Regions from separate parts of the Homo sapiens genome. Here region 1 is linked to region 2. The links are chromatin contacts, found by Hi-C or POLR2A ChIA-PET in ENCODE. All regions are on one chromosome and are shown on one strand. Each heading gives the region's core, a stretch centred on a gene start or an enhancer-like site at or near the end of the contact. The rest is flanking DNA. Distances are from core to core; before and after follow the strand shown. Region 1 holds the start of MID2 (midline 2). Region 2 overlaps TSC22D3 (TSC22 domain family member 3).

What was found. Hi-C counts contacts between places; a loop is a spot of excess contacts on that map. ChIA-PET counts read pairs that join two places held with the same protein, here RNA polymerase II (POLR2A). Pooled maps may share reads with other maps.
Region 1: a loop to region 2 is called in a pooled map, with 2.9 times the contacts of the local background. The contact joins the promoter of MID2 here to the enhancer-like site in region 2. A Hi-C loop is called at or near these places in 2 of 168 maps with a recorded cell type or tissue (CD4-positive, alpha-beta memory T cell and naive thymus-derived CD4-positive, alpha-beta T cell) and 17 of 50 pooled maps. POLR2A ChIA-PET finds 5 or more read pairs at or near these places in 11 of 52 experiments (CD4-positive, alpha-beta T cell, CD4-positive, alpha-beta memory T cell, CD8-positive, alpha-beta T cell and 8 more).

What each region holds. Positions count from the first base shown.
Region 1 is chrX:107,822,722-107,827,546 of GRCh38, forward strand. MID2 (midline 2) reads left to right here and starts at 3,145. Exons shown (of 10, transcript NM_012216.4): 1 at 3,145-3,709. The coding sequence starts at 3,706. RefSeq lists silencers at 3,563-3,752, 3,913-3,962.
Region 2 is chrX:107,709,219-107,714,051 of GRCh38, forward strand. TSC22D3 (TSC22 domain family member 3) reads right to left here. Exons shown (of 3, transcript NM_198057.3): 3 at 4,003-4,833. Among named protein-coding and RNA genes, the nearest start is that of TSC22D3, 64 kb to the right of the region's middle. Within about 2 kb of position 2,678, at least 26 of the 41 ENCODE cell types and tissues checked have a DNase peak (open chromatin) inside an H3K27ac peak, as active enhancers do; they include CD4-positive, alpha-beta T cell and CD8-positive, alpha-beta T cell, where a contact is called at or near this core.

The sequences.
Region 1 (4,825 bases), core at 1,895-4,394, 110 kb after region 2:
CTGGTTCAAGCAATTCTCCTGCCTCAACTTCCCTAGTAGCTGGGATTACAGGCACACACCACCACGCCCAGCTAATTTTTGTATTTTTAGTAGAGATGGGGTTTTACCATGTTGGCCAGAATGGTCTCGATCTCCTGACCTCATGATCCACCTGCCTTGGACTCCCAAAGTTCTGGGATTACAGGCATGAGCCATTGCACCCAGCCAAGATTTGCCATTTTAACCATCTTTGAGTGCAAAATTCAGTGGCATTAAGTACATTCACAATGTTGCATAACACTATTTTCAGAATTTTTTCATCATCCCAAACAGAAATTCTGTATTCTTTAAATAATAATTCCTCATTTCCTCTCCCTTCAGTTCCTGGTAACCTCCACTTTACTTTCTGTCTCTAGGCTCCTTGCTCGTAATTGTTTTTGAAAAGGTAATACATGAATATTATAAAAAACTTAAACAATACAAAAGAGCATATGCAATGTTAAATACTTCCTCCTATGCTTGACCCCCAGGCAACCAGTGTAACCAGTTTCTTAGGTATCTTTCAGAAGAGTCTATGCTCATACAAGCATTCATAGACATATACCTGCCTGCTTCTGTATGCGAATAGTAGGAAATCATACACAGTTCTGCACTTTGCTTTTTTCATTTCATAATATCTGAGATTGTTTTATATATATATATATATATATGTATTATCATACAAATGCATATATGTAATTATTTTAATGACTACATATCTTATTTATCCCCTCTTCTATCAGGCTGGATTCAGCAGACTTCTGACTCATTAACTTTTAAAAAAATAATTTTTTGTGCCAAAAACCACATAACATAAACTTCATCCTTCCAACAATTTTCAAGTGTACAGTACAATATTGTCAACCACATGCATATTGTTGTGCAACAGATCCCCAGAACATCCCCCTCATCCTGCATGACTGAAATTCCACACCCACTGAACAACTCTTTCCTTTTCCCTCCTCGCAGTCCCTGACAACCAGCATTCTACTTTCTGTTTCTATGAGTTGACTATTTTAGACAGTCATATAAGTAGAATCATGGAATATTTGTCTTTTTGTGACTGGCTTATTTCACTTAGCATAATGTCCTCAAGGTTCATCAACTTTGTAACATGTGACAGGATTTCCTTCTTTTTTTGAAACTGAATAATATGCCCTTGTGTATATATACCATATTTTCTTTATCTATTCATCTCTTGATGGACATTAAATTTGCTTCTGCCTCTTGAATGATGCTGCTGTAAGCGTGGGTTTGCCAGTATCTTTTTGAGATCCTGTTTTCTATTTGCTTGGATATATATCTAGAAGTAAGATTGTTTAATCATATAGTAGTTCTATTTTTAATTTTTTGAGGAACCTCCATACTATTTTCCATAGCAGCTACACCAGTTTACATTCCCTTGCATAGTGGCTGTACCTTTTTACAATAGTGTGCAAGGGTTCCAATCTCTCCACAACCTTAACACTTATTATTTTCTGTTCTAATTTTATTTTTTGTAGAGACACGTTCTATTCATGTTACCCAGGCTGATCTCTAACTGCTGGTCTCAAGTGACTCTCTTGCCTCAGCATCCCCTCCTGAGTAGCTGGGATTACAAGTGTGAACCACACCTTGCCGTATTTTCCTGTGTGTTTGTTTTGTGTGTGTGTGTGTGTGTGTGTGTGTGTGTGTGTGACCATCCTAATGGATGTGAAGTGATATTTCATTGGGGTTTGATTTGCATTTCCCTAACAATTAGTGATGTGGATCATCTTTGCATATGCCTGTTGGCCACTTGTATATCTTCGTTGGAGAAATGTCTATTCAAGTCTTTTGTCCACTTTTAAGAGTTTTTTTTTTAATTGAGCTATAGAAGTTCTTTATACATTCTGGATATTAGCACATTATCCGATATATGGTTTGCAAATATTTTCTATCATTTTGTAGGTTGCTTTTTCACTCTGTTGATTGTGTCCTTTCCTGTGCAGATGTTTGAAAGTTTTATGGTCCCATTTACCTATTTTTGCTTTTGTTGCCTGTGCTTTAAGTGTGACTCACTAACTTTTACTTCTCTTAGGGGCCAGACTTTCATCAGGAGAGCCTGGTTGTGACTTTTGTCTTGGTTTCCACCTCAGTGCTCTCTAGCACATTGTTTAACAGGAGTGTTGACTGATTACTATTGGTTCCCTGAAGGGATATACCAAGAGATACCTCAATTTTTCTGGACTTGTTCCTATGCACAATGATGGGAGGCGTGTGTGTGTGTGTGCTGGGGTGAGTCTTCCCATTTTCTCATTTCTTTCCCCTTCTTCTCCCTTTTTGCCCCAAGTTAGAAACAGAGTCTCTTATGGGGCTTCCTGCTCTTTCCCTCTCCCATCCACCTTTTGAGTCGGGTGGTGGTCTCTGAGCCAATGACAGGTCAGCAAACAGGCTGATTCCAGACCAATGGGAGGATGCTGGATTCCAAATGGACCAATTAGCTTATTAGGGACCTGGAATAGCTGGATAGCTAGCATCTGCCTCATTGTCCATGTGGTAACGACCCTCTTGTTTTACTGGTCAACAATTTGAAGGTACAAGAAAAATCCTACTTTTTTTTTTCTTTTGATGGTTTTAATCCACCTCCACAACTTCTGCCCGAGGCCAATAAAACACAGCCATTCTTTTTTTGTAAAAAGAAAGAGAGGTTCGGTTTCCTTCAATTGTCTGCCCTTTTCTATCTCCTCCACTATTTTTGTTTTACTCTGTAGTTAACTTTGCATAGAGCAGCTTCATAGGGAGGATCTCTGCGGTGGACCCGGCTCTCTCTTCTTATTACCCGTTGCAAAGGCCTCTTTCTTGTTCTAACCTGGGGGTTTGTGGGGTTGGGGGACAGGGGGATTGGGGAGTGGGAGAAGAGTTTAGCCATAGCCTTCCTTCTGCATTTCACACACATTTAGCTATCTCTGTCGCTCTGTCACACACACACACACGCACATACACACCATACACACACACACGCACACCCGTCCGGGTCCCTCTCGGTGTGTCTTCCTTCAAGATGACAGGGCGCTGGAGAAAAGGCTGCTGGAATCAGCTGGTAGGTACAGTAGTAACCCGAGCCCCACCCACCGGCTGCCTTTGCTTGCTCAGGTTTCTCCGGTCACTCCTGCCAGGGGAGAAGACATGTAAACGTGCCTCCAGAGGAAGGGCTGGGGGAGCTGGGAGTGGCGGGGGCGGCGGAAGGTGAGCCTGGGAAGGTGGCCGAGCACCCCTTCTTCTTGGGCCCTTCCCAGTGCTCCCTTGGGGTGTCAGCCCCAGCCCCGTTTGCCCCCACTCCGCCTCCCTTTTGGAAGGGATTGCCTTTTTTTTCCTCTGCGGCGGCGGAAATGACAGTGTGGTGCTGCCGTGGTGTCATGGTGCTGCCCCTGGACTGAGGGGCGAAAACTCTTAAGTTTAGCTCGGGAGGCCCAGCTGCGGTAGCATCGCGGCCGCCGTGCTGTCCCCTGCGGGGCGCGCGGGCTGGCGGATCCCGGCTGCTGCGCGGCGTCGGCGACGGTAGCGGCAGCGGCGGCGAAGGCGGGCGGCGGCCTACAGTGGTAGCGGCGGCGGCGGCGACCGGGGCCCGGGAGCTCGCGCCGGAGCCCGAGCCAACCCGCTGCGGAGGCAGACGAGAGCCCAGCGCCCTCGAGCGAGCGGAGGAGATGGCTGGCACCTGGGAACGCTATGGGTAAAACGCGCCCCCTCGCCGCGGCCCTGGAGGTCGAGCGTCGTAGCCCTCGCAGGGCTAGTCTCCGGCTCCGGCCGCTTTTCAGGTGCCGCCGGGGCCCGGCGTTGGCCGAGGGCTCTCCGGCTCGGCGAGGCAGGGTGATGGGGCCCGCGAGGCTCGAAACGGCGACGGGGGCCCCAGCTCAGCTCCGGCTCTCAGTCATGCTGTTGGGGCCCGGGTTCCTGCCACTGCCCTCCTGGGACGGAGTTTGCACTCCGGGGTGCGGGGCGGGGGCGGCCGAGGCCTCTGCGCAGCCTGGCCGGGCCCGGCGCGGGCAGTCGAGCGAATCCCCCGGCGCCTGGGCGCGAGTCTGGGAAAGGGCACGGCCGCCTTCCCACGCTCCCGCAGCCGGCAGCCTCCTCGGCCCAGGCGTCGCCCCTTGGCCGGCCGTCTGCCGGGCGGTGCTGTCGCAGCAGCCGGCGTGGCTGCGGACGCCCTGCCGGCGGGGAGGCCCGGTGAAACTTAATCCCTTTTCTGCCAGGGAGCGATCCTCGAGTCTCCGTCTGGATGGTTCCTTATTTCTGGCCTAGCTGTGAAATCAGCTCTGTGGGGGAGAGGGAAAACTTACATATGTCCACAGGACAGACTGCGACGCAACCAGGGAGAGTGGGGATTTTCCATTCCTGCCTTGTAAGAATTAAGTAAATAACGGCGGAGTAGATTTACAGAAACATTACTGGTGATGATAAGGTTTAGGTTACTTAGCACTTCGTGTGTTGCACATTATTTTTCAGAGGTGTTTCTTCTTAGAGCAGGAAATTGAAATCCTGCAGTCGTTGTACTCTTTACTTTCTCTCTTCCACGGTCCCCTACCCGTTTTCAGGATCACTCACCTTCCTATGTCACAACGCTTACTTGCCTACCCAAATCCCCCAGCAGAGCCCCTTGGACCCCAGCCTTTCCCCATCAACGTGTGCACTCCCAGCCTCCCAGCCATGCAGCATCTTACTTCTCAACCACTTTGCCTTTTTGAGGATTTCTGAGTGTGGGGCGGATAGATGGTGATGGTTGTGTGTCTCTGAGGATGAGCCCTTATAAAGGAATATATTGGAAACTAAATAGAGAAGTACTGTGTGT
Region 2 (4,833 bases), core at 1,428-3,927:
TGGTTACGTTGGAGGAATTATGAAAACTGTTCAGATTCTCTATCCTGCTTCTCAGTGCATTAATCTTGCCTCCCCCCAATGTGGGCTTTGCCATTCACCAGCTGTATGACTTTGGGCAAGTTGCTTAACCTCTCTGTGCCGTAGTGTTTTCATGTTCTCATGTGTAGAATGGTGATCTCAATAGGGCATACCTCATATGTCTGTGGACAGGATTAAGAGTCAACAGATGTAAAAAGTCTTATGACGGTTTCTAGCGTAAAGTAAGTGCCATGTAAGTGTTAGCTATTATTAGTAATTAGTATGATCACCTCCTCTTTCAGCCAGCTCATCTCTGGAAACCATGTCTGCTTGGAATACCTAACTGATCGAGTTCTCTGTTAAACCTTGCCTGATCTTGTGGAGGCGGTTAAGTATTAAGTGTTTGGGTTTCAACAAGCTCCTGTACATGAGATAACCTGAGGAACTGGGCCGTCTACAAAGCTGTAATTATGTCCATTAATTTCTAACCAACTAGGAGGAGAGGTGCTGAGAGTTGAAAGCAAGATTTTCCAGCATAAATAGGATTGATGATGTGGATGATGTGAGGGCAACTTTGCAATAATTTTATCATTTTTTTTTTTAAGACGGAGTTTCGCTCTTGTTGCCCAGGTTGGAGTGCAATGGTGTGATCTTGACTCACTGCAACCTCCGCCTCCTGGGTTCAAGCAATTCTCCTGCCTCAGCCTCCCGAGTAGCTGGGATTACAGGCATGCGCCACCACACTCAGCTAATTTTGTATTTTTAGTAGAGATAGGGTTTCACCATGTTGGCCAGGCTGGTCTCGAACTCCTGACCTCAGGTGATCTGCCCGCCTTGGCCTCCCAAAGTGCTGGGATTGCAGGCGTGAGCCACTGCACCCAGCCAACTTCACAATACCTTAAAGGACAGTGGATCATGCACCTTTTTTCCTATGGTCTTTCTGGAGTCCTTCTGCTGATACTCCAGGTCCCAGAGGCCCTGCCCCTGGCTTCCTTGTCGGAGCCCTCCTGGAACACCCTCCTCTGTGGCCATCCCCAGCTTGAAAGCCTCACACTTTGTGTCCCAAGCAGTCCTTGTCTGGAAATAACCCATCACCCACATTTCTGTTCTAGTCTACTTTTTCTTTAAATTGACAGACACAACTAAAATTGTATGCATTTGTGATGTTTTGAAATATATACACATTGTGGAATGGCTCAATCTAGCTAATTAATATATGCATTGTTGTTTTAGCTTTCAAATCCATGTCTTTGATTTTGTAGTGAATATAATTAATTCCTTTAAGGCCCACTGAATTCACAGCCAGTGTTTGTAATTATGTGTCCTGCCGCCCCCCCCCCGGCCCCGCCCACCCGAGTCTCTCTTTCTCTCTCAATGAATACCAAAAGTTCAAGTACTATAGAGTTGGGGGAGGTTTGAGAATATTTTTGACATAAAAAAAGGGCCCTTATTGTCACTAAGGTTGGGAACCACTGCCCCATGGGACATGTGGGAGCCATGGGAGTAGCACTAAGTTCTCTGGCTCTCAGTTTTCTCGTCTGTCAAATGGAGGTAAATCATAACTGCCTCTTTTTCTAAGGGCAGGAAACAGAATGTTTTGTACTCGGAAGCGGGGCCAGGGAGCAGTGCTCTTGTGATCCTTGCTGCTATGCTGGGAAGCCTCCATGAGGATGAGATGAGAGAATAGATGGGAGGGCACATGCAGAGGTGGCAAAAGCAGGCAGGGGATGCATACTCCTTCAAGCCTCATTATTATTTTCCTCGTTCTGGGTCCAGCTGGACCAGCTGAGCCCAGAAGCCTAAAACCCATGGAAGTCTTTCCAGGAGCAACGTGTTCTTTTGCCTTCCTCCACCCTTAGTCACTTTTCTGTGGAGAAACAACAACAGAAAGCAGCTCCTGTATGTGACTAAGAAACATCTACAAACTTCCTCTTATCTAGCCTAGTAACTGCTGTGGCCTCAGAAGTTGCAGTGTTTGTCTCTGTTTAGTCAGCGTTGCCTAGGAAACAAAGTTGTTCTCTCTTTACCACTATGTGACTGTGGGGCCAGTTTTTTCCCCTTTCTTGTAGAGAAAGGCTTGATGACCAGAGAGGTTTGGGGCGTTGTTGGGCTATTTTCTAGGTTTCCTTTTTTCATCTGCTTTTTCTCATTCAGCTGCAAGTCTGGCATGGGAAGTCTACAGAAGATGAACCAAATAGCCACAAAGTCTCTGAGCTAATTTTGAAAGGTGGGGATTTGGGAGTAAGTGGGGACTGGGAGAGCTGGTCAGGGTGAGGAATGGCTGCCAGGGGGCTTTGAATGCACTCGTTTGAAGTTTGTATCTGTACCAGCAGCTGTGGAATCTGCATGCCATGAACCAGTTGGCAGGTATAGACAATGAACCTGGCATTATGAATAGCAAGGTTGGGAGCAGGTGGGGAAATTGGGATTTGAGAGGCCAGCAAGCAGGAGTTTGCAATGTTCTGAAGGGTTTTGGTGATTAGAAAAGAACAGGTCAGCTGGGTGCAGTGGCGCATGCCTATAATCCCTGCACTCTGGAGGGCCAAGGAGGCAGGTTGCTTGAGTCCAGGAGCTCGAGACCAGCCTGGGCAACATGGCGAAACCTCCATCTCTACTAAAAATACAAAAAAATATATATATTCAGGAGTGGTGGTGCACACCTGTAGCCCCAGCTACTCAGGAGGCTGAGGTGAGGATCATCTGAGCCCAGGGAGTTGAGACTGCAGTGAGCTTTGATGGCCCCACTGCATTCCAGCCTGGGCAACAAGAGTGAGACCCTGTCTCAAAAAAAAAAACCAAAAAAAAAAACCCAAAATGTCAACATGTATGACCTTTACAGAGGAAGAAGCATGTCATTTTGATTACATTTAGGCAGTGGTTGATGTAAGGGGCGGGGGGCAAGATATCTTGGTCACCCTGAGGTTTGTGGCTCAGGAAAATCAAGGAGTTCTGTTTCCCCAATTTCAAGTGGGAAAAGGATAGGTATATATGCTACCAGAAGCTGAGATGGAATGGAGTCACTTGAAGAGAGGTGATCGTTTCCCTTGGGAACATAGTGGGCTTAGAACACAGCTCAGGGTCCAGAGGAAGTTCAGGTTAGGGCGTGGTAAAGGAGACACTAAGCACTCATCAACAACCAATCAGAGAAATGCTAGGTCTCTGGATGCTGGGGACATGGAGCTGGGAAAGGGTGATGGGTGATAATGAACCCCAAAGAGAGGTGGAGGAAGGAATCTGGAGCCAGGAGCCTTAGACTTGGCCCTACCCACGTGGTTGGTGGGTTTGGTGAGAGAACTTTCAGCAGTGTCCCTGAGAACTTTCAGCAGGGACTGAGGATATCTTTCCTTGGCTGGAAGTAAGGGGAAGAGCAAAGGAAAGGGGGGTGGTTTTGCTACCTCATACATTCTCCCTCCTTCTCTTACTAGAGCCTTCTTAGCTCCTTTGCCAAGTCAAGTGTCACATGTGGATTGGTATTAAGGAGAATGCATTAAGTGAGCCCAGTGATGTTTTCAGAAGACAGAAGAGGCCCACGCCTGTTGATTTGGTTCCGCTCTTCTCGCTCCCTCCTATGTATACCCTGCCTGTTTCTTTTGGGCCTTCCTCGGGGTATCTTTCCTCCCAAATCACCCCCTCAAGCTACAGTTGTGTGTTATGAGTCACCTTGCCACTCACTCCGAAGCTCTCATATGAAAGCGGAGCAGGAGAGGGAGGAAGGATCTGGGCTTGAGTCCTAATTCCCGTAATAGCCATGTGACTTTGGGCAAGTCACTTAAACTCGCTGAGTCTCAGTTTCTTTATCCAGACAGTGAGGGCAAACAGCATGTCCTTCATATGAGTATTGTGCAGATGACACGAGATCACGGCTGCAGCATAGGCCTGGCACTGACAGGGTGCTCAAGGGATATTCAGGGGGTCAGCAAAACAGCCCCTACTGGGTGAGGGGCCTCTCCCACCCAGTCCATTTATACTCAGTCAGACACCAAGTTTATTTTTAGAAAAACAGAGCAAAGTTTATTGAAATTTCAAGCTACATTTGGAAAATCAAAATCCAAATCCTGGAACCATACATCAGGATAAGGTGTCAAAAAGTGGAAAGTGTTCACTCTCACAAAACCCGCTACAGACAAGCTTTCTGGGCACACCTCCCAGGCTCCATTGGATCAAAGCCATCCCCTTGTTCATCCCTCATCCACAGTAGGACACCATCCTTCTGTTCACTTGAAAGTTTTCCACAATAATTACAAAACAAAACAAAAAACGTTTTCAAATGACACTGTGAAGCCCAAACTGATCTTCTCTCAACCCCATTCTATGTAGTCAGCACCAGTGAATGGTGGGTTTGGCATTCAAAACAGGACTTCACGTTTCAGTGGACAGCTGGGGAAAGGGTTGCAGCAGCAAGGCATCCGTGGCCGCATTCAGAGGCTGGCCCCCCTCCTTGCCTTTACTCTCGAGTCTTACTTAACCTAAAAGACAAACTGGGTCAACTTGGTAAATGAACACAGTCAAAGACTTAGCCATAAGAGGTAAGGGACCAGTCAATACTCCCAAGGCTGGTTAGGCCCTTCAACATGTAGGTGGATGTGTATATGTATACATCGCTACACTAAGATACAGATCTAGCCCTATGGGTATATATACGCATTTATGGCTATATAGAAAAACTATGCCAATACTAACCAAACAGAACTTTGTAAGCGGTCATCCCAAAGCTGTAATCCCACACTGGGCTGTGCACAAAGCCATGCATTATACCATATTAACCAACAGAAGGCTGACTTGGCTCAATCTCTCCCATCTGTGTCCCCTGCCTTC